2 separate regions of the Homo sapiens genome follow, and region 2 is linked to region 1. Evidence: read pairs that join two places in POLR2A ChIA-PET (ENCODE). Cell type or tissue: CD4-positive, alpha-beta T cell. All regions are shown on one strand. Each heading gives the region's core, and the rest is flanking DNA. Links, peaks and the distances in the headings are about the cores only.

What was found. ChIA-PET counts read pairs that join two places held together with the same protein. Peaks named below come from ENCODE experiments on the same cell type or tissue, not always from the same donor. Only the 100,000 strongest peaks of a DNase experiment are listed, where the experiment ranks them.
Region 2: POLR2A ChIA-PET joins it to region 1 with 32 read pairs; 8 of 35 experiments call an interaction of 5 or more read pairs at or near these places.

What each region holds. Positions count from the first base shown.
Region 1 is chr5:35,644,371-35,660,534 of GRCh38, forward strand. SPEF2 (sperm flagellar 2) reads left to right here. Exons shown (of 37, transcript NM_024867.4): 4 at 1-155; 5 at 2,297-2,437; 6 at 4,991-5,055; 7 at 10,170-10,356; 8 at 14,649-14,837. Among named protein-coding and RNA genes, the nearest start is that of SPEF2, 35 kb to the left of the region's middle. RefSeq lists a silencer at 9,037-9,331. In CD4-positive, alpha-beta T cell, for the core only: a CTCF peak has its summit at 6,986 (motif pointing right); a DNase peak (open chromatin) is centred at 7,011.
Region 2 is chr5:35,878,653-35,894,816 of GRCh38, forward strand. It overlaps IL7R (interleukin 7 receptor), which reads left to right. Exons shown (of 8, transcript NM_002185.5): 8 at 1-951. Among named protein-coding and RNA genes, the nearest start is that of IL7R, 30 kb to the left of the region's middle. In CD4-positive, alpha-beta T cell, for the core only: no CTCF peak of the experiment used is centred there; DNase peaks (open chromatin) are centred at 1,189, 3,219, 5,639, 5,999 and 1 weaker place.

The DNA.
Region 1 (16,164 bases), core at 4,524-9,523:
TACCACGTCAAACTGATTTCAATCTGATGCGGATTACATACAGGTTTCAAGAAAAATATAAACACGTGAAAGAAGATCTTGCCCATTTGCATTTTGAGAAACTTGAAAGATTTCAAAAACTCAAGGAAGAGCAAAGATGTTTTGATATTGAAAAGGTTCTATAGAACTATTTTTTCAGAAATTCATTAGTGCATAGTATACAGTTTGTGATTTATGCGTATAGTACACATTGCATAAGTAGTAGTGGAGCACAAGTTGCACTTCCCTGATGCATGACTTTGTCCTGCCCTACTCTCACCCTTTCTCTCTCTCCCCTGCTCCTTTTCTCCATCCTGACTCTTGCTGACTCTCACCTCTACTTGTGGCTGAGAACAAGAACTGCCATCTTCTGGAGTGGCAAGACAACTGCATTACCTTCACTGGTAGAAATCAATGTTTCAGCTGCTTTAGTGATGGAGGGTTGCTATTAGCTACCCCATTGGTCAAAGGCACATGACCATTGTCACCACTGAGGGAGATAGATCAGACAATGTCCTCTCGCTTTCTCCTCTTTTGCAACCTTCGGTCCTGCCCCATTTCTCTGTTCTTGGAGATGTGAGGTAATTCTTTGCTTGCTTACCTTTTCAATCACCTTGAACAACTCTCAACTTCTTTCTGGCCCTTGCTTCTTGCTTTGACTAACTCTCTGCTCCTTCTCAGATTTCTTTAAAACTCTTTAATGATCTTCTGTGCCTTTGTGGGTGAGAGAATAATGGTACATGAAATCATTAAAGATTTTTAAGAGTATTTCAGGTGACTGGGTATATGGAATGTGTAAACTACAGGCAAAAGAATTATGTAGTTCTTCCCATTGCACTGTAAAATCACTTTTTAAATTCATGGATTTATTTGCAATGATAAGAAATTATATTCTGAATGTAGTCAGCTCTTTGTAGGGAAGAATGGGAAGATGACAGACAAACTGGAAGATCACTTGGAAGCTGGTTAACATTGAGCCAGCCTCTAAATAACTCTCAGCTTCAATTTCCCCAACTGTAAAAACGGGGATGCTTACTTCTACCTGCCTCAGAGTTCAGAATTGAACGTTTTTGTAGCTTCAAGAAGAGTGGACTAACTGGAGTAGAGTTTATATATAATAAAATGTAAAGCAGTCATGTAATTATATGACTTGCCAGAGGGTAAATAAAGGATTATATTCCCCTTTGGTGTTACATGATAAAGAGAGAAAGCACTCTTAAAGTAGTGTTTAAGTTGAGACCAATTGCTGTGACTGTAATTTATGTGGAACCAGCCTGTCTATTAGTGCCAAGCCTAATGCAGACAGTCTCCAAGAATGTTGAGAAAAAGGAAATATGATACCATTAAATATTCTGAAATAAATTATGTTCAAAATGATCATAGGGAACAAATAAGGCAAAAGGAAGACTCTGTGTCTTCCTGGTCTTCTTAAGAAAAAAAGATAAACATATTGCAATTAAATAAATATTCATATTTTGGAAAATGAAGAAAATTGTCTATAATGTATGCCTTTTTAAGGGTAAATTGAAATTTTTTATCTTTGGACATGAGAGCTAATGATCATATTAGTTCTAATATAATGTATTAGTAGTAAAGTCATGATTAGTTTCACATATTACCTCTTAAATCATTTACTTTTAAAATACTTTATCTGATTTTTCAGTCACTTTTTCTTTTCAAATACATTCTCCTGCTTATAGTCTTCTTAAAATAACTACTGCCTACATACAGAAGAGATGATCCAATAATTGTATCACATAATTTATTGTTAATTCAATTTTGAGGTTGCCCCTGAACTCATTGTTTAAGTGTGACTGGGTTTTGGGGAAGTTTGTGATTTTTATTGGGTTTCGCAGGAGCCCTCCTAGAAACTATCTCCTAGATAGAATTTTCTCATTGAACCATCTTCAGAGATAGAATTTTTTTCTTCCCATCCTTGGTAAGGTCATGGCAGTAGGATTGGGAAAGAATTATACACTTATTTATATTTGGGACATCTTTGTTGTCCTTTTAGTATCAGCACACAGAATTAAAATACAGACATTTAATAGATATGATTTGCAGATTCCAGAATTGTGTTTTAATATCATGCTTTTCACAGTAAGTCATATTAACACCTCCTTCTTAATATTACACAGTTGTGACACCTAGTCTCTTGGCTAATTGCTGGGTTCTGAAATTTTCAATAGATAAATTTTATATATTTGTACCTATGAGTGTATTATATTGCCTATTCTGTTATTCTGAATCACTAAACTAATGTATATGGGATATTCAGCAATACTTAAACAGAAGACGACAAAATGAAATAATGGCCAAAATCCAAGCAGCTATTATACAGATTCCTAAACCTGCATCAAATCGTACTTTGAAAGCACTCGAGGCCCAAAAAATGATGAAAAAGAAAAAAGAGGCAGAAGTAAGTGATAATCCTTTAATATTGTGCTGTGTTTATCTTAACTAAAGAATAGTCTGTCTCTGGAACATATAGAGAGACTTTCCAAAACTTCACATTTGCTTTCCAAATTATCTCTGACCTTGTCCTTTCTCATTCAGAATTCTTCCACTATATGCATATTCAACTTATTTTATATTGTTATTTGTTCAGAACGAAGAATGTAGCTTTAGGCCAGCAATGGCAAACTCCTATTAAATGGCAGTCTGGACTCCTGTGTTGAAAAAGATTCTGTGGTCAATAACAAAGTAGGTCAGAATGGGTGCTGTTGTAATGGGTCATGTCTTATCCATTGTGTTGCTATAAAAGAATACCTGAGGCTGGGTAATTTTTAAAGAAAAAGAGGTTTATGTCACTTATGTTTCTGAAGGTTGGAAGATTCAAGACTGGGTATCTGGTGAGGGCCTTAGTAAGGAGAAGGGGGAGGGGAAGTGGAGCCATAATGTGCAGACATTACATGGGGGGAGAGAAAGTGAGAGAGAGGGTGTAGGGAGGGAGAGAGAGAGAGAGAAGGTGCCAGGTTCTTTTTAACAACCAGCTCTCATGGGAATTGATAGAGTCAGAACCCACCTCTAGGGAGGGAATCAATCTATTCATGAGGGAAAAAGAGAGTGAGAGAGAAGGTGTCAGTCTCTTTTTAACAACCGGCTCTCATGGGAACTAACAGAGTAAGAACTCACTTACCCCCAGGGAGGTCATCAGTCTATTCATGCATGATCCACCGCCATGACCCGGACACCTCCCGTTAGGTTCCACCTTCAACACTGGGATCAAATTTCACATGCGGTTTTCAGGGACAATCATCCAAACCATAGCAGGTCATAACTGCCATGGGTACAGCAGGGGCCAGTCAAGGTACACATAGCATATGTATGCCATTCCTACTATATGCTTTTACTCGATTCCTCCTCATCATGCCACACTATTTTTCTATGAATCCCAGGAATGTTAAGTGACTTGTTGCTATCAGTATATTTAAATTTAAGATACCTGTACCAGTGACATTTTACTGGACCACACCAACTGTCAATCATTTCAGTAAGAGGCAATCTCATTATATTTCACAGGAGAGCAATGTTACAGTTCAGTTTGATACAAATTCCTGCAATTCACACTGCATACTGCTACAATGATTGTTTATATTCTCTCATGTGACCTATAAAGATGATTAATAGCTACCATTTATTGAACATGTGCTGTATGTCAAGCTGTGGATTGGGCACTTCACATTATCTTTAATTTGTAAATAACTCTCTAAGTAGGGTATTATTTTTCCCATTTCGTAGATGAGGAAACTGAGACCCAGAGAGTTGACATGTTTTACCCAGTGGTAGTAAAGCAGAGATTGACAGATCTCTCTGATTCCTAAATCCATTGAATTTTACATTAATTCACTTTTTTTTTGTTTTTTAAATACTAACAAAATATTCTGTACTTGGATTCTAAAATTACCACCTACAGAGGCTTTTATCTGACTCCATTTCACTATCTACCTTTCATATGTCCCTGAGTTGATTAAAGTTTTTTTTTTGTTTTTTTTTGTTTGTTTTTTTTCTTTTTTGACACAGTCTTACTCTGTTGCCCAGGCTGGAGTGCAGTGGTAAAATCATGGATCATTGCAGCCTTAACCTCCAAGGCTCAAGTGATCCTCCTGCTTCAGCCTCCTGAGTAACTGGGACTACAGGTCCGCAAGGCTGCTCTCGAACTCCTGGGCTCAAGCAAACCACTGGCCTTGACCTCCCAGAGTGCTGGGATTACAGGTGTGAGCCACTGCATCTGGCCTGATTAAAGTTTTTTAAAAAGTGTTTGTAAAACACAAAGATGACCTAAAGTTAAACTTCAGATAACTAATTAATAGTGTAAATAAAGTTGCATGAGGAATGTTTAAAACACCCAGGACAACCATTTTTAAAGAAATATTTGACTTTGGAAGGCCGAGGCGGGAGGATCACCTGAGGTCAGGAGTTTGAGGCCACCCTTGTCAACCTGGCGAAACCCTGTCTGTATTAAAAATACAAAAGTTAGCCGGTTGTGGTGGCGCATGCCTGTGATCCCAGCTACTCAGAAGGCTGAGGCAGAAGAATCACTTGAACCCGGGAGGTGGAGGATGCCTTGAGCCGAGATCGCGCCACTGCATTCCAGCCTGGGCGACAGAGTGAGACTCCATCTCAAAAAAAAAAAAAAGAAAGAAAAAAGAAAAGGAAATATTTGTATCCAAAAATGTATGTCCTGACTCTTTGATAATCTTTATTCTAATGAAATGCCCTTTGGTGCCCTGTCAAAATCATGAAGTGAATGATTCAGGGGAGGCAATTTTCACATTCTTTTAGGTATAGTTAGCCCAGTCTAAAAGCAACAAATCAAAATTATAAAAAAAATTTTTAGAATGCAGCTTTTCATATCCTAATTACCTTGAATTAGTAGTACTTGTCACTTTATAAACTTGAATGAATGTGTAAATGAAGATTTTTCAATGGTTTTTAGAGGCAGAGAACTGATGATGAATTTTCTTTAAAGGATGTGGCTGATGAAATTAAGAAGTTCGAAGCATTAATAAAAAAGGATCTCCAAGCAAAAGAAAGGTGAGATGTGAGCTATTTTAAGAATTACAAAACCGCATTCTGTTCTACACATAGCTTTTGAATATTTAGAAATAGTTTATCTGGAAGAGCTATTCCAGGATCTTTTCACTCCAAAGAATCTTGATTCAGAGAGTAATTAGGGAAGATAAATGAGCTAAAGTTCAGATTGTTAGCAACTGTTATAAATATCTGAGAGAAAGAGACTATTACGAAATGTAAAGTTGATTTATTTTTCTGTGCTATGTTTATTCTTCTAAGTTCACACATATTTTTTAAACATTCACTAAAATTGTTTCAAGGTACCACTAATTTAAATTTGTCACAGTAAATCCTTTATTAGATTCTAGTTTGGTTTATATCATGCTGTATCCTCAGCAGTTAGCATAGAGACCAGCAGTAAGAAGTTGAGTGAATGAGTTCATTAAACAAATGTCACTAAGACAGTCACTTTGGTGGGTCCATTGAACAAAGTTCCTCATTAACTGGCTTCATCTACCTAAAGATAAAGCTCCTTCACACTTTGTTTTCTATGAGAGGTCATTGATTCACAGAAAATAATTCATTAGGGATGACATATGTAGGAACAACTTGGGTTTTTTTATATTTTTAAATGGAAATGATCCAAACTCTATGCATTTACATCTTACGAAATATGAGATAAATCTCTGTTAAAGAAGGTACTAATTCTAAAGAAAAGCAGAAAAAAATTACATACTTCAGTTTCATATTAAAATTTCCTGACGGAAGGGAGAGACAGTCAAATGAGGAGGAACAAGGAAAATCAGAGCCATAAGGAAGAAATGATGAAGTCAGGTGTAAGAAAGAAAATTAAGCAAAATGGAGAATACTCATGTACATTGCCTTTCCTCCTACCCTCTGCAGAAACTCCTGATGCCCTATTCTGATTCCCACTCCCATTTATCAGTGTTGATCCTGACCTGTAAAAACAACATAATCCAAGTCTCCTCATCCATGCAGCCACCACTTGAACCCTAGCACACACCTACCCTGACCTTGGCCCATGAAAATACCAATTTCTTCTCATTCTTTCACCCATCTCTCTAACCATAGGCTCTGTGGTGATAAACAGTTGGTGTCCACCAGAAAGACCATCTTAAACTACTGAATACTTTGCTACTTGGTGAATGCTACTTTCTGTAGCTCCCTGGCCTGCCCCTTTCCTGGGACCCCTCAATTTCCACACAGTTTAGCAACCATAGTTAAGATGAAGCACAGCACTGTCTCCCAGGCCCTGCACCAGTATCCATGTCTATTGGTTAGTGTCCTTGCCATGTCAGTTATTAAATGTCTTAAAGATCATCCCTGTACATTACAGCTGCAAACATTTACCTGCTCCCTATTGCCTTTGCCAACCCAACCAGACCCTAGGTCTCTATCAGTTAGTTTCAGAAACCCCAAAACAACAGTGAATGAAATTAGAGGGAAATCTGCTTGTCTCTCATGTAATAGAAATCAGAAGGTAAGCAGCCCATAGTGTATGCTGTAGCTCCAGGGTTATCAAGGACTGAGGCTTCTCCTTTCTTTTGCCTCACTGTCCTGTTGTGTGGTTTTCATCCTCAAGGTTACATTCATGATACAAGATGGTTGCTGGGACTCCGGCCACTTGGCCCATGTTCCAGATATCAGGAAGGAAGACAGACAAAAAAGTAGATATCTCCTATCTGAAATAGCTTCTTTCAAAAGCCTTCCCAGAAGTCCCATATAACATTTCTGCTTATATCTTATTGGAGAGCATTCAGTCACATGGCCACACCTGACAGAGTGGGAAGCTGGGAAACGTAGTCTTTAACTGGACACACTGTTTCCCTGCATAAAATTGGGGTTCTATTTTGAGAGAAAAGGGAGGGAAATAGTAGTGTCAGGTCCCTTCTTCACAGAAGCCTTCACTTGGTCCTGCCAAAGATTTCCAGCAGAGGGCATCTGAGATATTGACACCCTCACTTACAGCAGGAGGAGAAGGCCTGGGGCAGCTGAAGTCCCTGGGCCAGTTACCTGTGGCTGTGAACAGCTTCATCTGAGAATCTAAATCCTTTCCAGTGTGTTGCACAAAGTTCGTTTTCTCTTTTGGCCTTAAAAAGAAAAACGTTGGGAAGTGCTGGCCTAGAGCAAACTTTTCAAGAAAACAGAGGCTATGGTTACAATATAGCACCCTTCTTAAGCCATTTCATTAATCACTACTTTTTTTAGTTCATGCTGAATCTTAGCTTAGAATCAAGAATGTTCTGGGCACATTGAAAAACTTCACACTAACTTGACTCCAGAAGGCAATACAGTCTCCCAACTTGAACCTCAGGAGCACTTTCTGCAGCTGCCTTTTTCATAGCCTGCTCCTGAACAGTTTCTCTGGATGCCACCTCAAAGTCCATCGTTTTTCTTTTGTGGAAGAATGAAATAATGTCTCATGCCAGCAATGCAAGAGCCCTCATGGCTGGTTTTTCCCCGTGTAACAAGGTTCCTCCATTTTTTCATTTTTTAGATGAATAATAAATCCTGTCTGCTATTTGTTTCTTTAGCTGGGGTTATTGGCTGCTGTAATTTGGTATTTGGGTTAATATATTTGTCAGAGGCTTTTCCCAGCAACTACTTCTTAAGAAACACAAATTTGACCAAGGTTTCTGCTACTAATAGATTATACACATACAATTATTACATTAGATGAAGGTCTGGCAAGCAAACAGATAAAAAGAAAATATAATCACTGCCCTCAAGAAACCTACATCTAGTAAAATGAATATTTATTCAAGTACATAATGTGTAGTTTTTTTTCACCTTTATTGGAATAAGACAACAGATGGATGGGTTGACTAATTGATAAAGGAGAAGCAATTTGTTAAGTATATTATTGACAGCATAAATATTGTGTTGAGAGAGCTATTAACCCACGCTCAATCCAGGGCAGGAGCTTTTACACAACACACTTAAGTACAAATATAATAAGATTTTTGATGAAAGATCTAAAAGTGTTACGCTACACAATTAAATACTAAATCTTAATAAATAGATAGGGTTAAACTCTGTCTTTGGCCTTACTGAGTGCTTGGTACCTACATAATTTGTGCTCAACTCTTCTCAGTGACAGAATACAATCAAAGGTTGAGCCCCGGCTGATAAAATGATTGGAACTTTAGTTTGATTTTTATGTATGTATGGTGTTTTTTAGCACATTATTTGAAATTTAGCAGACATCAACTATTTGCTGGGCATGCTAGGCACAGGTGCAGGCAGAAGAAAAATAGGATACTTCTCTTATTCACTAGGAGATCAGCTGGGAGGCGCAAACCTCCAAATTATGACCTATACTACAATATGGTCTATATTATAAATATGCAGGTATTACATCATAAAAATTAAACATGAGTTAACTATGTTTTTATCAGAGTACTTGTGTCTATATAAGAATTGATGACAAGTCTCTACACACTTTAATAATATATCCTTATTTTTTGAATAATAAGATTATAAGTAATATTGTAAACCAAATATATTAATTACTTGTAACAAAAGCAATGATTATACATAATATAAAAATTCATTATTTCTAGGCAAGTAACATTATGGTATATCTTGTACTATTGTATTATTCTGTTTACTTTTTGAAGAGGATGCAGATGAGAATTGATGATTATTTGATCTTTGTATACATAAAAATGTATCTTTTAATGATAAATTTGGAATGAATCTATGAATTCTGTACCAAGCCCCCATTTGACTCACTAAATTGAATGTGCTTAACTTTCTGTTGGGAAGACCACTGGGTTCTTCCTGATCCTTTACGTTTTGGACATGAGATAGGACAAGAGCTCTGAGTTGAGTCTTCTCACTTGAATCTCTAGGGCATGAGCAAGAAGCCAGTCAGACCTGTGCTTACATGTGTGGCATGGCAAGCAAGCCAAATTTCAACTGCTGTGTTTTCAATAAGTGTTCAGCGACTGTTCTAAGCAGTCAAAAATTGATCTGAGAGTTGATAGAGTAACTTGCACTTTCATAGATGATGGAAGAGTGTAGTAGATGGAACCATCTGTACATAGAAGTATTCTAGTGACCTGGCATTAATGTGCCTGGTCTGCTGTTGCGAGCTGTGCCTTCCCTGACACTTGGGTTATCAATAGTCTGCCTATTGTTGACTCAAAACAGGGGAGGTCAGAGGCCCAGAGCCAGCAGGAAGAAGAGGAAAAGAAATCCAGAATTTCCGGTTAGAATGAAAATCATAAAAAGTAAGGCCGGGCGCAGTGACTCACGCCTGTAATCCCAGCACTTTGGGAGGCCGAGGCAGGCAGATTATGAGGTCAGGAGTTCGAGACCAGCCTGACCAGCATGGTGAAACCCCTGTCTCTACTAAAAATACAAAAAATTAGCCGGGCGTGGTGGCGTGTGCCTGTAGTCCCAGCTACTCGGGAGGCTGAGGCAGGAGAATTGCTTGAACCCAGCAGGCGGAGGTTGCAGTAAGCCGAGATCGCACCACTGCACTCCAGCCTGGGTGACAGAGTGAGACTCTGTCTCAAAAAAAAAAAAAAAAAAAAGTAAAATAACAGGCTGGGCACAGTGGCTCATGCCTGTAATCCTCAGCACTTTGGAAGGCCAAGGTGGGCAGATCACCTGAGGTCAGGAGTTCGAGACAAGCCTGCCCAACATGGTGAAACCCTGTCTCTACTAAAAATACAAAATTAGCCTGGCGTGGTGGCACATGCCTGTAATCCCAGCTACTCAGGAGGCTGAGGCAGGAGAATCACTTGAACCCAGGAGGCGGAGGTTGCAGTGAGCCAAGATGCGCCATTGCACTCCAGCCTGGGCAACAAGAGCAAAACTTTATCTCAAAAAAAAAAAAAAGGTGAAAGAATAAAAAGCTGATGGGCCTTGAAAGAAGGCTATGATAAGGACCTCACAGAGAATTTAGAAATGGGGTGAAGCAAATGGGATCTGTTGATAAGCTATTGGTATCACACTGATTTCAAATATTTTCTTCAATGCTTGTATTAATAAATTAACAGTGAACTCAAGGGATCCTTCTCCTGAGGTCTTTCTCCATAGTCACAGATAGTGGCATGGGATCACATTATTATTTAAAAATCTAAAATAAAAACTATTATTCTTAGTGCATCCAAGACTTCTTTAGATACAGCAGGCCAGACAACCACCGATTTGTTAAATACTTACTCAGATGACGAGTACATTAAAAAAATCCAGAAGCGCCTTGAAGAAGATGCTTTTGCACGAGAGCAAAGGGAGAAAAGACGGCGGAAATTGTTAATGGACCAGTTAATAGCCCACGAAGCACAAGAGGTAAGATATTTAGATGAAGGTTAAGTAATAGTGCTGGGAATTCTACAAAATGTAGTCTTCTATACACATAATATGTAGTTTATATATGTATTGTCTGCTACTCTGCATCAAATGTCACTTTCACATCCTCATCATAATAGCAAATATACTAGGAAGAAAAGTAGCTATTTACTAAAGAATCTAAAATCTGGTGATAGTTGTACAACATTGTGAATGTAATTAAGACAAATGTATACTTTAAAAATGGTAAATTTTATGTTATGTATATTTTACCTTAATAAAAAATACATTAAAAGGAACCTAAAATCTGTATCTGCCATGTGTACTCTATTGTTACTTTTAGAGGAAAAAGGGAATGGTTTAATGAAAACAATGTGGAAAAGTTGTTCATCCTCTCCTTTTGTTCGCCAGTCTATTCCAGTGGTTCTTTAAGCATGGTTCCTGGACGAACAGCACCAGCATTGCTTGGGACTTTTAGGAATACAGATTATTGGGCCCCACCCCAGACCAGACCTGAAACTCTGGGGGTGGGGCCCAGTGATCCGTGCTAACAGGCTGTCTAGGTGATCCTGACGCCACTGCAGCTTGAGAATCACTGATCATTTCTTACATTGAACACATATTTATTGAACTTCTATGCTTTGAGTACTTGTGATAGGCCCAGAGATATGACAGAGAGCAAGAATAACAAGACACCTGTCTCCCAGAGCTTTCTGTTTATAGGAGCATCTACAAACAGCAAGTACATTGGAGTGTGAAAGTTCTGTGAAGGTGAAAGAGGGATTAGGGTGAATGACACTTAGAGAAGTCCACCTGGCTTGCTTCAGGAGACAGTGTCTGGAGGACAATAGCAGAAGCATGGATAAAGAGTCAGGAGTTAGCTAATTGAAGGTGGGATGGTCGTGGTGGGGTCAGGGTTAGGGGCAGTTTCCAGGAAAGGTGGTGGAAGGTGAGTGTTTCCAGACAAGGGAATATCACATGGAAAGCTCAGTGTTTTTAGCTAACTGAAAGTCATGCCATCTGGCAGGAGTCACCAGAGGCCAAATTATGATGAGCCTTGTAAGATACACAGAAAGAAATAGGAGATTTTGTGATTTCCTGTTTGAATGCAAAGCAGAATAAGAGTGACCAGGTCAGACTTGCCTGTGGAAAGATCACTCTGGCTTTAGTTTGGAGAATAGATTACAGAAGGGCAATCCAAGTCTGTTGTTGCTGTAATTCAGGTAAGAGATTATCCCAGTTTAAATGTAGTGTAGTGGCAATAGGGATTGAGAGAAGTAGCTTTAAGAGCTATTTTGGAGGTAAAATCAATAAGACTTATTGATTCATTAAACAAGGGAAAGTGAAAAAGTGGGATGAAAAATTGGATTTCTAGGTTGTGCACCTGGATGGCTGGAGGTGTAATTTGCTGAGATATGGAAGATGGTAAGAGGAACAAACTTGGGGTGGGCAGTGATTTCAGTTGGGAATGTAAATAGGACAAATCTGCATGTCTACAAAGACCATTTGAAGATGCTTTTATTCACCTACCCACGTCTGGTCTGCTTGTTCGCTGAAAGGAAATAAAGCCTTCATATAAATATGAAGAAGTGAAATTTATTCATGGATTCCACTTCTTTCTTAGTGAAAGTTCAGAAAAATAGCTCTGCACATCTCTTTGTGCTAGAAAGTTATTTCTTCATATTCTGATTTCTTCAAATTTTATCTTTATTCAATCAGTTTGGTTATCTCCCTTTTAATTAGAAGAATTTCAAATTATGAAAACTAGATAGTTGAAAAGTTAGTTTTAAAATACCTACCCATTTCAAGTTTCATTACCTAGCAATGAAATTTTGAACACATTTCTATGTATGTTCCAAAGTACTTGTGTGTTGGCTGCAAGGTTTTTTCTCACTAATTTTCTGCTTGTAATCTAGGTCTGGCGTTTGCCTGGAAAATGGAATAAATGAATTCTTTCTAGATTTCCTCACTTTCCACTAGGATGCTATTAACACTGACTTTTCAAAACTAGAGTTGGAGGTATATTTACCAGTTTGGAAATCCAGCAACCTAAGGGGCCTAAAAAAGAGCCAGGGCTCTATATATTTCCATCACAGGAACCTCATCTTGTGCTGCTGCTTTTCTGTGTGTGGGTGAGCTGCTATTCCTAGAACCAGGCCTGAAGCATATGCTGCATTCCCTCCATTCCTACCACCTCCTTCCTATGGAATGTAGTGAGCCCAGGCTCCTGTGCAACTGACACAAGAGATCCTGGTCCACAGTGGTGGAATGGGAAATTCTTATGTGTACAATGGCTGGTTTTTCCATCCATTCTCCTCTCCTCCAGAGGAAAAATGGTATATGTCAGGGCTAGGAATTCTACTTCCTTCAATTACTTGCTGCTTTTCACAAGCATGACATAAATCCCACATCAGCCCTGAATGTTTTCTTCTGGTGCCATTTGCACTTAATCCATCAGAAATGCCTCAAAATATCTTCCCTAGCTTTCAAGTTGTTCCAGTTTCTCCCTGGAATTTAGGTATTCCTGTTTTAGTTTGGCTGGTGAAGAGACAGCCAGAGACCTGTGCTCAAGTTGATATCTTGCCTACTGATTGATAAATACGTGGAATTATGTGAACTAAATGATGAGATTTAAAGTTATAAAAATCAATTTGACTTTTTAGGGGATAGGTTTTGAGAGTAGGGATGGTAAGAAAAGGATTGGTAGGGAGGGGCTGATGTTGTTCAAGATAGGGGTGGTGTCACTGGGTATGGAATGGAATCGGGGGGGTGGTTTAAAAACATACCTAGGAGGTTTACTAGACTACTTCTTGAACAATTGAGTATTAGGAGTGATGAGAGAGGAGTGAACTTAGGATGGCCCTAATGTCTTAGATCACAGAGTGGATTATTGTAGGATCATCAACTGAGATGGGGAAATATGGGGAGAGGACCAGGTCTGAAGGGGAGTTAGTGAGTTTAGTTTTGGGCTTGTTAAAGTACTTCATAGGCATTTAAGTGTATTCAAACTGGGAACACAGTTTGGCTCCCACCTGGTTTTGTGGTCATATGGCTAGTGTCTTGGCCAATTAAGGTTTGCCCCAAGTCAGTTACCTCTGCCTTCTAAGAATCTTTTCTATGCCATTTCTTTGGAACTGGCATTTGAACGCCAGGCCCTTCCCTCACTTCTTAACTAGAAGACCCTTGAATACTTAGCTGTCAGGTCTTTCCTGCAGTGCCCTATTCCTCTATAGAGCTGCTTGGGCATCTTTGGAAAATTAAATAGTGGTTGTAGACCAGAGTAAGTTCTGGTCTCTAGATATTTTTCTATGTCTTCCCCATTGAGTACTATAGATACCTCCTCTTTCCACATGATGTCTCTGTTTCGAAAGAGTGAGAGAGCTTGATGGGGACTTGGATATTATCTTCCACCTAAACCCATAATTTTACCTAATGAGAAATAGGCCCGAGAAACTGAGTTAATTGCCCAAGGCCACCCAGCCTATTATGATGACCAGGTCCTCTGATTCCCAGTTTAATGTTTTTTTTCCACTGTTCATTTACTGGTCACCTTTCTATTCTCCTCAAACAGCCAAGAATACATCTATCTAGTTTTTCTTTCAGATTATGATCACTCAGATAAGATAAGCAGTAGGTCATTTCCCCCAGCCTCTTCTCCAGGCTTCACATTCTGTCAGTTTGTATTAATAGCTTTTCCTCACGTTGGTATTGTGATATCCTCACGGGGAACTAATCAGATCTGCAGTCTTCAGCTGACAATGCCTGATTTGTTTTATAACTAGTAGTTATGTTAAAATGCGTACAGCATAATCCCAACCTTCTGAAAACATGCTTTTAAGTTTAGAGTTATAGCACTTATTTTTTTTTTAACTTTTATTTTAAGTTCGGGGTACATGTGCAGGTTTGTTATATAGGTAAACTCGTGTTACAGGAGTTTGTGGTACAGATTATTTCATCACCCAGATATTAAGCCTAGTATCCATTAGCTATTTGCTTGTTTTTAAAACCTTGAAAAAAAATCACCTAATTTATTTCTAATAATGTTTTGAATGAAGTAATAATTTGTTTAAAGTAATTGTGAGTTGCAAAGCCATAATGTTTCTAAACACCAACTTTTGTTGGAAATCCTCATTTCATAACATGATTTTTTTTGCCATGTTCAAATTAAGTCAAATGACAGAAACTGATTTAGATGAACATTATGCCTTTTGTATATTGTTTCTGTATAGGCTTCGTAGCTCAGCGGGAAATTTGGACGTCACTTTAACAAATAATTCCCCTGGTGTTTTCAGGAGGCTTATCGGGAGGAACAGCTGATTAACCGGCTGATGCGGCAGTCCCAGCAGGAGCGCAGGATTGCCGTGCAGCTCATGCATGTTCGGCATGAAAAGGAAGTTTTATGGCAAAACAGAATTTTCAGAGAAAAACAACATGAGGAAAGACGACTTAAAGATTTCCAGGATGCTCTTGATCGAGAAGCGGTAAATACCATCTTCCTTAGAAATCTTTCTAAGGTTACTTTTGTTTCTTTCTACCAAGTCGTGGTAAACAAAGCTATATTTTGTTGCCAATCATCTAATAAGATTTTCTTTTGTATGATCAACCTGTTATCTGCCCATTTTTATTTTTGTATAACTCCATCAACAGGGCATGTAGCTGCTACATAGTACTATACTGTCTTCTTTTAATCTTGGTTCTACAAGTAGCTAAGTACTTAATGCTCACCACCAACCCTTATGTCCATGTCTCTCTAGTCATTTTGATTGTCTGAAGCTCTTTCTCCAATAGGTTTCTCATGAAGGGCTCATGGAAACCATATTCCCTGAGTTCTTATAACAGTGTGTGCCTTTTATACTTGATTGTAAGTTTGGCTGTATATAAAATGGTTAGTTCACACTTTGTTTCCTTGAATATCTTAAATATGTCACTCTGTTTTCTTCAAGTATGAAGTGTGCTGCCAAAAAGAATGGTGATAGTCTAACTTTCAGTTCCTTGAGTCATTACTTTTTTTTTAGATACTTTTTTTTTCTTTAAAAGTTCACTAAGTTTACTAGAGTAGGCATTGGTATTGGTTATTCTAGGTAAATATCCTCAGGCAGTGAGAGAACTTTTAAGCTGCTTCCTTTCAACTAGACACCATTAGTCTTTAATCAACAATTCCTTGCCTTCTGAAAAAAAAAAAAAGAGATTCCTCAGGCCCATATTATGCTATTCCTTCCTCAGAATGAGAATAAATGCTTTATCTAGGGTACTGTGGTGCACTGTAGTTGAGAATGGTATACAGAAACTCACATCTGGGCTGCTAGCTGTGCTCTTTGCTACTATGGTATCATTGTGTCTCGGCCCTTTTACAACTCTGAAAATCAAAATATCCAATCTTTTAATTATTTAATAGATTATTTTTGTCCCAAACTTTATGTATATGTGAGTTCTAGTAAAAAAAAATAGATTGATTTTATTAATGGAGTATATGGATTACTTCTTGTCTACTTCCTATTGGGGATGTTTCAGATTTATTTAATCCGTTTGTCCACATTTGATTGAAGAGAACTCCTGTGAGTGGCATTTTAGATAGCCTGTCTTTACTATCATAAGATATTCACAAAACCAGACTGGGCAGAAGAGAAACCTTATAGAAAACAGGAGGGCAGTGTTTTATTTACTAGCTTCATAGCTTCCACTGTGATACCCCATGAAAGTGTAATGTAACTTTTGCCAAAATTATGCAATTTTTAGAAATATCATTTGGAAAGTAGCATATTTTGCAGGGAGGAGAGTGTTGCTTTTGCCTTTGTGGAACAGGCATAG
Region 2 (16,164 bases), core at 1,114-6,113, 230 kb after region 1:
TGCCAGGTCTCTGATACCTTATTCACAGAAGTTCTTTGAAGTATTTATTGTTATTTTCTTTGACTTATGGGAAAACTGGGACACAGGAAGACAGGTAAATTACCCAACCTCACACGTTAAGTCAGAACTGGGAGCCATAATTTTGTATCCCTGGTATAAATAGACAATCTCTTGAAGAAATGAAGAGATGACCATAGAAAAACATCGAGATATCTCCAGCTCTAAAATCCTTTGTTTCAATGTTGTTTGGCATATGTTATCTTTGGAATTTAGTGTCTGAGCCTCTGTCTGTTACTGTAGTATTTAAAATGCATGTATTATAATCATATAATCATAACTGCTGTTAATTCTTGATTATATACCTAGGGACAATGTGTAATGTAAGATTACTAATTGGTTCTGCCCAATCTCCTTTCAGATTTTATTAGGAAAAAAAAATAAACCTCCTGATCGGAGACAATGTATTAATCAGAAGTGTAAACTGCCAGTTCTATATAGCATGAAATGAAAAGACAGCTAATTTGGTCCAACAAACATGACTGGGTCTAGGGCACCCAGGCTGATTCAGCTGATTTCCTACCAGCCTTTGCCTCTTCCTTCAATGTGGTTTCCATGGGAATTTGCTTCAGAAAAGCCAAGTATGGGCTGTTCAGAGGTGCACACCTGCATTTTCTTAGCTCTTCTAGAGGGGCTAAGAGACTTGGTACGGGCCAGGAAGAATATGTGGCAGAGCTCCTGGAAATGATGCAGATTAGGTGGCATTTTTGTCAGCTCTGTGGTTTATTGTTGGGACTATTCTTTAAAATATCCATTGTTCACTACAGTGAAGATCTCTGATTTAACCGTGTACTATCCACATGCATTACAAACATTTCGCAGAGCTGCTTAGTATATAAGCGTACAATGTATGTAATAACCATCTCATATTTAATTAAATGGTATAGAAGAACACTTTGTGGCATGCCTGTTTTCTCTGGAAACTGTGGTTAGACGGATTCCCAGAATGGACCACACATCTCTTCAGCTCCTGAAAACTCACCTCCCCATGAGTCCATGGAAAAAATTGTCTTCCACAAAACCAGTCCCTGGTCCCAAAAAGTTTGAGAACCACTGCACTAGAAGACAGCCTACTAGTGGTTAAGTCTCAATGTGTCAATGTATTTAACAGAGAGAACAGAGAGTGTTGCTTCACTCAACAGGTGGTTCAGTGGAAGCCCTGCATGGACACCTATTTCACTTGATATACCTAGTCCCTGCAGTCTGCAGAGTAGTGGCTGGAAATTAGGCTTGGCAGAATTGGTGGGGGCCAATGATTAAGCATTTGGCATGCCAGCCTAAGAAGTTGTCATCTATTTTGCAGAAAATAGAGGGGCTTGGCAGGATTTTAATCAGGAATGTGATGTGAAATATATATTTTCTGTGCATGTGTGTATCAGGTTTTAGGAAGGAATCTTAATTCAGTAGGATATAAATATAAAATAATTCTGGCATTTCTTTAATTACTTATCTCCAAAGATGCTCCACTGAAAATCCCTTTCTGAAGTAGATTCCTTTAAGTGACCAAAGCTTAATTCATCTAGTTTTAAGATGCAGTCTTATATTCTAACTAAAGCCACACACACCCTATCATAAGCTTGTGGTGAGGGGAACTTGGAAAGAAAGGAAGATAATAGCTTCTGTTCTCTTGACTCCTCCCCCTTCTTGGCCTCTTCCTCCTCTCTTCTTCCTCCTCTTTCCCTTTCCCCTCCCCCTTCCTACTTTTTCTTGTTCTTGTTCTTCCTCTTCTTCCTTCTTTCTTTTTCTAACAGCTTAAAACACCACACATTTCCTATCTCACAACCTCTGCGGGTCAGAAGTCTGGGCATGGCTTAGCTGAGTCCTCAGCAAGGCTGCAATCAAAATGTTGGCCCAGGCTTGCTTCTCTTCCAGAGGCTCCATTGGCAATGGGTCCGTTTCCAAACTTACTTAGGTTATAGTAGAATTTATTTTCTTGTGCTTGTAAAACTGAGTGCTCCAGCTTCCTGATAGCTCTCACTCTCGGCTCCTAAAGTTCACCCACAGCCTCCTGTCATATGACCCTCTTCATAAGCTTTTGTGTTTTTGTTTGTTTGTTTGTTTGTTTGTTTTGACAGAGTCTTGCTCTGTTGCCCAGGCTGCTGGAATGCAGTGGCACCATCTCAGCTCACTGCAACCTCTGCCTTCCAGGTTCAGGAGATGCCCTGCCTCAGTCTCCCAAGTACCTGGAATTACAGGTGCACACCACCATGCCCAGCTAATTTTTGTATTTTTTGTAATGGAGATGGGGTTTCGCCATGTTGGCCAGGCTGGTCTCAAACTCCTGACCTCAGGTGATCCACCCGCCTTGGCCTCCCAAAGTGCGGGGATTACAGGCGTGAGCCACCGTGCCTGGCCCATAAGCTCTCTTTCAACAAAAGCTTGCTTCTTCAAAGCCAGCAAGGGAGAGTGAGTCTACCAGCAAAATGGTGTCTTATATATGTGATATGACCACAGGCGTGACATTCCATCATCTTGCCATATTCTTTTGGTTAGAAGCAAGTCAGAAGTCCCATCCATACTCAAGAGGAGGGGATTATATAAAGACAAGATTTTCAGGAGTTGGCGATCGCAGGGGCCACATTAAAGCCTGTTTGACACACAAGCTAACTCAGTCATGCCGTTTTTAGTTCAGTCTCTTATTAAATCTTTAGTCAAATTCAGATTTCTTCTCCTCCCATTCTCCTGAGAGTTTTAGATACACGGTGCTATGAATTGAGTTGTGTCCCCCCAAAATTCATATGTTGAATTCTTAACATGCAATAGCTCAGAATGTGACTTTATTTGGAGATAGTTTCTTTAAATAGGTAATCAATTTAAAATGTCATTAGGGTGCAGCATAATCCAGTATGACTGGTGTTCTTATAAAAAAAAAAAGGAAAATTTAGAGACAGACATGCACATAGGGAAAACATCATGTGAAAAATGAAGGCAGAGATCAGGGGTGATATTTTTAAAAGATAATAAGTATCAAAGATTGATAGAAAATCATCAGTAGCTAAGAAAGAGGCATGGGACAGATTCTCCCCCACAGCTCTCAAAAGGAATCAACCCTGCTGGCACCTTGATCTCAAACTTCTAGGCTCCAGAACGGTGAGACAATAAATCTCTTGTTTAAGCCACTCAGTCTGTGGTGCTTTGCTATGACAGCCCTAGAAAATGAATGCACATGGTACTGGGAGAAGGAATCTGGGGCCATGTGACTTCTTTGGACTCCCCTGAGCTCTAGCCTTCCTGTCTTGTCTGTGGATGGTATCCCGTGTTGTGTCTACTGCTAATGTGTCAGGGCCCATCATGTTCCTTTGAATGTGGATGATCCACATCCTGTCTATTAACTGGGTCTCTATGTGTTGTCCAGGAAGCTTCTTTCAGCCTCTAGACTTCTCTGCCTCTTCAAGCATGGGAAGTAGTTGGATCAAATTTCCTCTTTAGAATGATCCCCCTGGTGAAGGAAGAGAATAGGTCATATGACAGCTAGACTAGAGCCAGGACAGATGGACTTTTGTGACCTCTATGCCCGCTTAGGGGATGCCACATCAGGTCCAAGGTGAGCCTGAGGCTAAGGCCAAGTTGGTCTTTGTGCCACCTTTATCTCCTTGTCAGAAAAGCTCTTCCTTCTTTTCTGCCACCCTTCCATCTACCAGTACTTACTAGTTACTAAATATCTGAATATCTGTTTCATTCCAACAAGAACATAGATAGTAGAACTTGTGGGGCTCCAGGGAAATCCCTAGGCCCTGGAAAGAGAAGCTTGCAGTTAATAGCTTTCTGGGTGTCTTCTTACTGATTGGCTGAGAGTTAGATAAGCTAGAGCTTGAGTGAAGGGCTTTTATCCTTTTCCTCCACCTCCACAACATCTTATAATATGGAATCAGCCAGCCTGCCTGTCCCAAGGCCTTTGCTCTTGCCGCTCTCTCCATCTGAAACGTGGTTTCTCTGGATCTTTGTGTGGCTGGCTCCTTCTTATTATCCAGGTCCTAGCTTCTACGTAACCTCCACAGAAGTGGTCATTCTAATGAAAACAAGACCCTCCTCCTGATAGTCTCTATCATGCCTCCCTGTTTATTTCCTCCAAAACTCCTTCCTCAATATTAACTACCAATTATTAATCACTAATTCATTACTAATTATTAATAATTTATTTTTGATGATTGTTCTTATTGCCTCTCTCTGATTCTAAAATTCAAGTTCCATGCAAGTTCCACTTCCTATATTATTCTTGGAATAAAACAAATATTTAGTAAGTACTGGTAGATGGAAGGGAGGAAGAAAAGGAAGAGCTATTCTGACAGAGAAAGATGGCACAAAGAACCACTTGGTCTTAGTCTCAGACTCACCTTTGACCTGGTTGTGGTGTCCCCTAAGTGTGTACAGCAGTCACAAAAGTCCATCTGACCCTGCCCTAGTCTGGCTGTCATATGACCTATCCCCCACCCCCACTGCGAGTATCTTTCTAAAGAGGAAATCTGATCAAGCTACCTCCCTAACTAAAATCCCTTAGTGGCTTTCCAGCATGGCACGTGACATAGCTTGGATTCTTGTCCCCATCCAAATCTCATGATAAAATATAATCCCCAGTATTGGAGGTGGACCCTGGTGAGAGCACCATCCCCTTGGTGCTGTCCTCTCAAGAGTGAGTGAGATCTCACAAGACCTGGTTGTTTTAAAAGTGTGTGGCACCTCCTCCCACCCTTGCTCCTGCTTTCACCATGTGATGTGCCTGCTCCCCCTTTGCATTCCACCATGATTGTAAGTTTCCTGAGGCCTCCTCAGAAGCCAAGCAGATCTTAGCACCATGCTTCCTGTAAGCCCTGCAGAACCATGATCCAACTAAGCCTCTTTTCTTTATAAATTATCCAGTCCCAGGCATTTATTTATAGTAATGCAAGAACGAACTAACACAGCATGGAAGGCTCTTGATGATCTAGTGTATTACTTTCTTGTGGCTCCTGTAATAAATTATCACAAACTTAGTGGCTTAAAACAATACAAATTTATTTATTCTCCTGCAGATCAGGCATCAGAAGTCCAAAATCAGTCTTCTGGGGCAAAAATCCAGGTGTCAACAGGGCTGTGATACTTCTGAAGACTGCAGGGAGAATCCGTTTTCCAGCTTTTTTCATCCACCAGAGGCCACCTGTATTCCCTATCCCACAACCCTAGCCCCTTCCTCTATCTTTGAAGTGGACTATTTCATCCCCTGTTTCTATCATGACAGTGCCTTCTCTCATATTGACCCTCTTGCCTTATAAGATTCCTTGTGATTACACTGGGTCCACCTGCATAATCAAGGCTAATCTCTCCATCTGGAGATCTTAATATAATCACATCTACAAAGTCCCTTTGGCCATTGAAGTAACATATTTATATGTTTTCATTATTAGGATGTGGGACACTTTGTCAGGGACAGGGATTTTTCAGCCTACCTTTTTTCTTCACCTTTTGCCACCACTCTCAGCCTGTGGTCTCAATTGCCAGCCTTTACACTTGCTACCCCCATTGTCTGGGTAGTTCATACCAGTCCCTCAAGACTAGCCTCAGGCATTGCCTCTTCTGGGAATACATCCTCTTACAGGCCAGGATATGACTCATGGGTGCATTCCTAATAGCACTTCACTTATTTCTACTGTCACCACACTGATCTGTAATTACTTGATTTGTCTGACTCTTCTGGGGGCTTGTAAGCATTCTGGCACAGAGAACTATGACTTACTGGGGCTTACATCTCTTGCTAAACACAGTACCTAAAATTTAGTAGGCATTCCCTCATAAACATGAATGAATGAATCAAAGAATGAATAAACATTTAGGAAATGATGTTGTGTTGGTCAACTTCTTTCCTCATCACTGTTAAAGATAAAAGAATGCCAAGCCAGGTTGTTCAGACAGAAGCAAGCACCACATCCCTGAGAGAGCAGCACATCTGGGCAGCCATGTGTGAGAAGTCGGTTGCATTCCCCATACACAGTTGTCTTTGCAGCTGTACTCTTAACCACTGTAACCACAGAAGTGGGGAAACAATAGGGTGGGGTGAAGTGAAAAGAAAATTTTCCAAAACTTCATTTATCTAATAAATACAGATATTTAATTGTGTTTTTTCAGTTATTTAATTTTAGATTCATATGAAATTCTACCCTAATTTCTGAATTTTAATGGCTTGTGGCATTTGTGTGGGCATTTGTGTGTAGCTTGCAATGACACAGCTGTTCAGACAAAGAAAGTGTGATGCACAAAACCTATGAGGTCCAAGGAACACATTCATGCTCCTCAAGACTCAGGTAAAAGTAGTGAAGCAAACAATATGCAAAGCCCCTGAGGATTGAAAAATAAGGCTTACATACTGAATTGTGCTGAAACACTTGAGTTCATCTGGAGGGCCTCTCAATGGTAAATTGTTAGAACCAATTTGCCTTTACCCTAAGTAAAGATTTTTCATCAAGAAGAGGTGGAAAACTTACAGAGACTGAAAAGGACCCTCTTTTTATGATAAATTAGTTCCTGCAAAGTATGAACTGCACTAGTCATGACACAAAAACTATGCAGAATAATCAGAAAACATTTTATTATTAAGCTTATCCACTGATAGACTGAAATATTACTTTTAGAGCCTAAGAAAGCATTAATTTAATTAGAGCTTCAGTAAATGCTATAGTGTCAGACTGATAAACCTGTTTGCTACATAATTATAAACTTTCATGAATTTCACAGTGTGAAGTTCAAGTGTGAAGTTGCCAGTGTAGAACTGAATGATGCTTAAAGCTTTATTTTCTCAAATAAAAAATTTTAATAAAATAAGAGCAGATAAGCTAGGGTCATGCTCAGTGGTGAAATTTTAAAAGTACTCCATTATATTGAAGGATAAGACAAAAGAAATTCTATTGTCACTTCATTTAACATGGTTTTAGAAATTCTAAGAAATTCAATTAAACAAGAAAACACAGTAAAAAGCATAAATATTGAATAGGAGAAAATTAAATCGTCATTATTGGCAGATAAAATTATTGTATATATGGAAAACACAAGAGAATCAAGTAGAAAACACACTACAAGACACAGATACTTTATTAAGGTCTCCGCTTACAATATTCTCATGTTTATTTTTTTTAATTCTTATGGAATCTTTACAACTAAACTATTATTTGGTTGTGTCCTCAAATTAAAAAAAGATAGACATGTAATGTATCAAGTTGAAGATGTCACTTTCTAATCACACTCTTCAGGAATAGTCACATTTAATAAGTGACATTTAGGCTTCCAGATGCTCTTCTGTGCATACACTATTATTCTAAATATCTTGCAGAGAAATAAATGTTGGAGAATAGCCTGCACAATTCCAGAGAAGAAAAGAATTGTGAAGCAACTAACCATTCACGTGGTTTTAAAATTTGATTCAGCAGGAATTCACAGAACTATCAATGGTATAAAACAGAGAATCTGCAAGTCCAGATCTATGTAATTACAAAAAATTCATCCATTTCTAATCAGTAGGGTTAAAGTGGATTATTTAGCAAATAAGATTGGAATAACACACTAGCCATTTGCAAATGAAGAAAGGTAACTGACTTCTTATTTCAAAATAAATTCCACATAACTCAAAGATATAAATAATTTTTAAAATAAAAACAAATGCTAGAATACATGGATCAATCATTTCATATTTTTTGGATGCAAAAAGCGTTTCTAGATAAAACGTAAAACCTAAAAGCCATAAAAGGAAAAGATTGATATGTTTGACTAGATAAAATTTAGAATGCTGGTAATTTCTTTACTAAATTTTAAAAAGTCACAACCAAAAGAAAGATAAAAATAGACTGGAGAAAGACAGTAACACTATGACAAGCAAACTTCTGTTATCCTTATAAGACCCCAGAGTCTTACAAGTCAGCAAGCAAAAGATGAAGAGCCCAAGAAGGAAATGAACACAGCACATTAACAGAAGGCTCACAGGAGAAATAAAACAAACTTTAAAAATAGGAAAATGTGCGTAATCTCATTCTGAATAAACAATGCTGATAAAATGAATGAGATAAATGCTTTGCCCATTAAATTGTGAAAATTATAAAGATCACTAAATTTCAGTGCTGAGAAGGGCATAGGAAAATGGGCTTTATCATATACTGTTAATAGGAATGTAAATTAGGACAATTTGGAAATATATAACAAAAATTTTAATGTGTATACCTAGAAATTCTATGTATAAAATATCTATATATTATTTCTTGTAACTAAGAATTCTAAATCTAAATAAATTATAGTATATTCATATTATGGAATACTAACAAAGCCATTAAAAAATTCTTTTAATGTAAAAAAAAATTTCCTTCTTAGACTCTTCATCTTTTGCTTGCTGAATTATAACACTTCGGGTGTTAAGGATAACAGAACTTTGCTTGTCATAATGTTACTATGTTTTTCCAGTTTCTTTTTATCTTTTCTTTTGGTTGTGACTTTTTAAAATTTAGTAAAGAAATTACCAGCATTGTAAAACTAGCACGGTAGTGCTACATATGCTGATAAAGAAAAATGTCTATGTTATTTTGTCAAAAGCTTCTAGCAAGATAAAACTCTCCAAAAGTCTCCATCTTTCTCTTACTCCTTCCCCCTATCATTTCCATGAAAAATCCGAAATGTGCGGTGTATCTATCAGCTATTGCTACATTGATGCTCAACAACAAATCATGCCAAAACTCAGCGGCTTTAAGCAACATTTATTCTCACAAATTGTGTTGAATGATCTAGATTGGGCTCTGCTGGGTGATTCTATGATATTACTAACAGCTAGGATGACTCAGGGATCTGAAACTGAAGGAAAGTTAGCTGGGTTCAGCTGGGAATGCCTCTGTTCCATAAGTTTCCCGTCTTTCTCCAGAGACAAGCAGGCTAACCCAGCTGCCTCTTTTTACAGCAGGGGCATAAGAGGGCAAGCAGAAAAATGCAAGGCTGGCCTACCCATCAATTCCACTTCATTTTATTGGCAAAGAAGATCACATGACCAAACCCAGAATCAAGGAGTGAAGAAATATATTTCCCCTTGGGTAGAAACTTAAAATCACATGGTAAAATAGGTGGATAGGAGAAAGAGTGAAGAGTCAAGCCATTAATGCAATATCTTACAGTCATACATGAGGACAGCTTAGGTTACATTTACAGAAAGACACAAATGTCACCTCCCTATTTGAGGAAGCTCTTCCTATCTCATCCATATTGCAGCAAGACTACAGCCACATGCTTTCCATTACTTTGTGAAATAAGTTTTGTCTATATGTGTATTGAGAAACTTTAGGGAAGAAAAAGTATTTGGGTCATGCGAGGACTTCAATATACATGGATCTGTTAATCTAATAGCAAAATTATAATCATTTCTTACTGAAATTGTTAACATTAAAAAAATACTGTTCTCTTCAGTGTGAAATGGAAGGTTTTCCCTTTTATATGATTGATCCAGTTGAAATCATATGCATATCTTTGGGCCAATAACAGTCACTAGGAAAATGCCATGAACTTATTGGCTTGGAAATGGCTCACCTTTTCCAGAACTGAGAATGAGATGGGTACCTGGTCAAAATAGGGGTGACAAAGAAGGAAGAAACTGAGAATGTTGGAGAAGAAAACAAGAATGTCTATCATCAGAACGAGGGTTTTTTTTTTTTTTAATTAGAGAGAAAAAGAGGGAATATTAGAATGAGAATATGCTTAGAAAAAAGTTTGGAAGGCAGTGCTCCAAAATGTTTTCAGTGGTTATTGGGGAAAAGAATGGGATGGTGGTGGATGCATGAAAGCAGGAAACTTCCTCTTATTTCTTTTGTCTTCTTTTTTTTTGAGGGGGGTAGTATATAGATGTGTATATATGTATACATGCATATATATACATACATATGTATACATATATACATTCATATGTATACATACATATATGGGAGTATACATGTATGCATACATATGTATACATACATATATACATATATATGGGAGTATACATATGTATACATACATATATGTATGTATATATTATTATACAAAATAAAAGTATAAATTATGTATTAATATAACTCTTACTTAGAATTATTATTCTCATTTTTTCTGTAAAATCTAGACTATAATAACCTTGATAGCAAGATTTTCTATTCTAGAGTCATAATCTGATTTCTCCCTTGTGATGTGGATAGTACAACAGTATATTTCAAGATTTCTTATCCTTCAGTATTTTAAGTAATTAATAAATTTCATCACAGTTTATCAAGGCCTTCTTATTATACAAATTGCAGTGACAAATGCTATGGAACAAGATGATACAACATGTTCCTACAAGTCACATCTCTGCTTCTGCACTTTATCTGCTAAACTGTCTTAGTGAAAAATCACATAATGCTGCCAAACGGGGCCCATATAAATTTGTTTTCCTTTATTTGTGCTTGACAGCATTCTTTTCCAATGCCCTCGATAACCATTGTCAAATACACTCACCTTTTACTCTAAGTCTTCCATTGAACCTTGGCCTTTCTCATTCCCAGAAAATAAGTTTGCCTATACTTTGAAAAAATGTAGACCATAACTCATGTTTTTGCTCTCATTTCCTATCTCCATCTGCAAACTCAAAACTGGATAAATTCCTGCCTGCTATTCCCCTAGTCTAAGAACAAGCTAACCCTTCATCTGTAGAAGACCAAACCAACCATTCAATGCCCTTAACTCTATCTCTATCCGTCTCTCTTCCTCCAGAACCTTGCTTCATCAGTCATTTGATCTCTCTTGTTTCTTTGCTTCTATTGTTCTGTTAATTGGCTTTTTAACGTCAACATTTTCCATTGTTTCCAAGTTTCCAGATGTAAACTTCAGAATCATGTCTGCTAGATTGAACTTCCATGAAGAAGTGTGCTATATTTATATGTTCAAGGCTAGATCCCCAGCACTTAAAGAAGTACTCACTGGTAGCACCTAATATTCGATCAATAAATATATATATATTGGTTCAATGAATGAACATCCAACTGCCTATTGGATTTCTCACTTAGATGGACCACAGATATCTCAAAACAGCTCTTCACCTATCCCACTGGCAGCTTTTCAAAGTTGCCGTTTTCCAGGTGTGGTAGAGAAGTTCCCAAAATTCAGTGGACTTAAGGGACTCTGAAAAGAAGGATGACCTGTGTGAACTCAGGTTACACACTTCCCACTCCTTCTGCATTGGCTCTGCTTCATATCCAAGAACAACAGCACAGGCTTAAGTGGAAATCCCAAGAAAGACAGCCTACATTTCTGCCAGCAAGCTTGAATGGGACAAGACTGCAAAATTTGAATGTCGGAGAAAATAAAGTAGTATTTCTTACACATCTGACTAATGGACTGTGATATAAAGATGCATATACACTTAGCAAAAGAGGCACAGAAATGAAAGAGCAAGTCAATTTTGCTGAAAGGTCGAGGAAAGCTTTGTAAAGGCTTTAACTTTTGAATAGGACCTTGAAATATGAGCCAGTTTTGTAAACAGTGATTGAGCTTGTTATTCTATTTCAGCCCCAGCTAAGTGTACTGCAATTCAATCCTGGCACTCACCACCCAGAGTTAGCAACACTCTTACAAGTTAAAGGAAATAATACTCAACAAGACTATTTTTACTTTAGAAACTTTCCTCTTACTTTGGGGGTCCGCAGGCTATCCATACTTCTTCTGCATTAGTCAGTGTTCTGTAGAGAAGTATAATCCATAGTGTGTGTGTATCAGTGGGGAGAGAGAGATACTTATTTTAACAAATTGGCCACATGATTGTGACGGCTGGCAAGTCTGAGATCCGTAGAGCAAGTTGGCCAGCTGGAAATTCAGGTAAGAGCTAATGTTGCAGTTTTGAGTCCAAATTCTGCAGAGCATGCCAGGCAAGGTGGAAACTCTGGCAGGGTTTCTATATTGCAGTCTTGAATTTACAACCAGCTAGTAAGAAGTACAGGTTCCTACAACCTGTACTAATCCTATTAATGAGAGCTCTGCCCTCATCACCTAATCACATGCTAAAAGGCCCCACCTCTTAATACTATCACCTTGGAGGTTAGGAGTTCATCATATTAAGTGTTGTGGGGAAACAAACATTCCAACCATAGCAAGAGGTATATAAAAGCACTGTAAGGAGATAAACATCACCCCCAGGCAGGCAAGACAGGCCAGATCCTGAGTTGTTACAGGTAGTTTGACAAGCAGGAGTGGGGCAGGAGAGGGCTCTCCCCCACCCAGTAGAAACATCAGGTGATGTTTTGGCAATTATCACATTTTCTTTTTGAAAGTGATAAATTGAGAGCCGGCATCAGGGAGAGGCCATTTCCTGATGGTCTACACCTGTTGCTCTAAAGTGTTAATTGAATGCAGAAACCAAGGAGAAGGAACTTCCTGGGCATGCACAGTAAGAGACAAAATGGTGGAGTATGACCTTCCAGGGGCACACCACCAGAAAAGGGAAGAAAGCCTCAGATGGGCATGCATACAACTCCTAAACACACTATGCGTGCTCACCTCCCAAGGGTAAGGAGGGCACTGTTTATGCGGGCAGCTCATCCTAAGGGAAGAATCATGGGAAAGAGGCCAGCCTGCAAAGTCCTAGGATCAAGGTTAAACACGGTACTTGACCTTCAGGTGCCCACTTGGATCTCTTCCAAGTGAACTTTCCTTTCTTTCCTGTTCTAAAGACTTTCTAAATAAACTTCCACTCCTGCTCTGACAATTGCCTTGGTATCTTTTTGCCTTATGCCCCTCAGTTGAGTTCCACCTTCTGAGGAGGCAAGAACTGAAATTGCTACATACCCCTATGGATTCGCCACGGGTAACTAGGCTACCTTGCACTGGTAACATACTGATTTCAATAACATGTATAATCAATGAATCTAAAGTGTCCCTCCCACAAGTAGTTACTCAGCTATGACATGCTGAAAAAGAAAGGTCAGGGAGGACATGTTTATTAGTCCCCTCTAGGAATTTCGGGAAAAGAGTGTTATGGTCTCACTGGCAAGATGAATGCATTAAACTGTCTGCCTAGTTTCATTAAATATTTAGTCTTCATACCCCTTGTTATAATTCCAGTTACCAAAGAACCTCATAACTATAATTTCTCTTCCAAGAAGAGGTCTGCCTCTACAACAAAAATGTTATTATTTACCATGTGAATAAATAACTTCGTCCTGACTTGTATAATAATGTGTCCGGAATTGGTGGGTTCTTGGTCTCACTGACTTCAAAAATGAAGCCGCGGACCCTTGCGGTGAGTGTTACAGCTCTTAAGGTGGCACGTCTGGAGTCTATCCCTTCTGATGTTCAGATGTGTTTGGAGTTTCTTCCTTCTGGCGGGTTCGTGGTCTCACTGGCTCAAGAGTGAAGCTGCAGACCTTCACAGTGAGTGTTACAGCTCTTAAGGCAGCGCGTCTGGAGTTGTTCATTCTTCCCGGTGGCCTCGTGGTCTCGCTGGGCTCAGGAGTGAAGCTGCAGACTTTCGCGGTGAGTGTTACAGCTCATAAAAGCAGCGTGCACCCAAAGAGTGAGCAGTAGCAAGATTTATTGCAAAGAGCAAAAGAACAAAGCTTCCACGTTGTGGAAGGGGACCCCAGTGGGTTACCAATGCTGGCTCCGGCAGCCTGCTTTTATTCTCTTATCTGGCCCCACCCACATCCTGCTGATTGGTAGAGCCCAGTGGCCTGTTTTGTCAGGGCGCTGATTGGTGTGTTTACAATCCCTGAGCTAGATACAAAGGTTCTCCACGTCCCCAACAGATTAGTTAGATACAGAGTTTCCACACACAGGTTCTCCAAGGCCCCACCAGAGCAGCTAGATACAGAGTGTCAATTGGTGCATTCACAAACCTTGAGCTAAACACAGGGTGCTGATTGGTGTGTTTACAAACCTTGAGCTAGATACAGAGTGCCGATTGGTGTATTTACAATCCCTGAGCTAGACATAAAGGTTCTCCAAGGCCCCACCAGAGCAGCTAGATACAGAGTGTCGATTGGTGCACTCACAAACCTTGAGCTAAACACAGGGTGCTGATTGGTGTATTTACAATCCCTGAGCTAGACATAAAGACTCTCCACATCCCCACCAGACTCAGGAGCCCAGCTGGCTTCACCTAGTGGATCCCGCACTGGGGTTGCAGGTGGAGCTGCCTGCCAGTCCCGCGCCGTTCGCTCGCATTCCTCAGCCCTTGGGTGGTAGATGGGACTGGGCGCCGTGGAGCAGGGGGTGGTGCTCGTTGGGGAGGCTCGGGCCGCACAGGAGCCCATGAAGTAGGTGGGAGGTTCAGGCATGGCGGGCTGCAGGTCCCGAGCCCTGCCCCACGGGAAGGCAGCTAAGGCTCGGTGAGAAATCAAGCACAGCGCTGGTGGGCCGGCACTGCTGGGGGACTCAGTACACCCTCCGCAGCCACTGGCCCGGGTGCTAAGTCCCCCACTGCCCGGGGCCAGCAGGGCTGGCTGGCTGCTCTGAGTGCGGGGCCCACCAAGCCCACGCCCACCCGGAACTCCAGCTGGCCCGCAAGCGCCGCAGGCAGCCCCAGTTCCCGCTCGTGCCTCTCCCTCCACACCTCCCTGCAAGCTGAGGGAGTGGGCTCCAGCCTTGGCCAGCCCAGAAAGGGGCTCCCACAGTGCAGTGGAGGGGCTGAAGGGCTCCTGAAATGCCACCAAAGTGGGAGCCCAGGCAGGGGAGGTGCGGAGAGCAAGCGAGGGCTCTGAGGACTGCCAGCATGCTGTCACCTCTCAATAAGACATAGCTTCAACTCCCCCCAGAAAGGCTTTATGTGGACATAGATTAAAAATTCCTAGGACCCATATTATAGAGGCAATAAAGGACGAGGTGCCTCTGTGTTGTAGCATAAATTTCAAGGCCTTGAATAAAGTCTTGAGGCCCAGGTGACAGGGTTTCTGATTGGAGAGTTGTCACTTTATATAAGTTGTTTACTTGGTTGCTAACATGGCTGAGGATGGAGAGACTTCAGTTTTGCACTCCTCCAAACTGACAAATATCTCACGCCACATGAGCTACTGAGATCACCAAGCATGCACTATAGGCAATGAAGGCTACTACTTCAAGTGGCAGAGATAGCTAGTTGTTGACCAAAATAGTACTTTCTTTCCATGAAGTACAATTTCGTTGGCAAGAAGTTTTCCTGCAAGGACTATTTCTTAGCCACCCCTTCACCGACCTCCACAGTTAGCTGTAATCATGTGACTAGCTACCATCAAATGAAATTCAAGCATAAGTGACCTGTGTCACTTCCAGGCCAAAGCTTTTCAGCAAGCTTTTCAGCATTCTCAACTCCCTGTTCCTCTACAGTCACATGGACTCAGTGACTACAACATCCTAGAAAACAACGGAATCACAAGATGGAGAAAGCCTGAAACTGAAAACCACTACACAGAGGTACTGTTTTATGAATGAAAAATAAATATATAATGTGTTTGAGCTTTTATAAATTGAAATATTTATTTGTTATAGCACATAGCATTATTCTAACATACCATGAATATATCCTCTGTACTGCTTATATCCTCTGTACGTATATCCTCCGTATGGAGAATAAACTATTAAAAGCATCCCTGAACTGAGAACTATGCTGTCATTCTCTCACATCCTCAAATCCAGATCAAGTTCTTTGATCTTATCAGGAAACGTGAGAAGTATATCCTCATTATAGTTGATCAGTGGCTTGACATTCTAGTTTTTGCATCAATTGCTATGAGCTTACTCAACGTAGGTCTTAAAGAGGTGGATCTACTCTTGGAGGGCTGACAGATTCGAATCTTTGATGCTGGAAGGACTCCATCCTAGACTATGAGAAATTCTTCAACTGCAAATGTTATTTTTCATTTCTCTCCTACACATATACACATACCTGGGAGGTACTTTTTTTTTTTCTATTTCTTTCATAAGTTCCCGACTTTAAAGACAAAGGGATAGCCCAGCAATCAAAAAGCACAAACTATTATGGTCAGCCAAAGGTGGGCAAATAATAAGAAAAACACACTGGAAATATACAGGCAGGTATCACTTTACCGCTCGCTACTCAAAAGTGTTATCTGAAGCCAGAGGCATCAACATCATAGAGAAGTTTGCTAGAGGTTGGCTGGGCGTGGTGGCTCACGC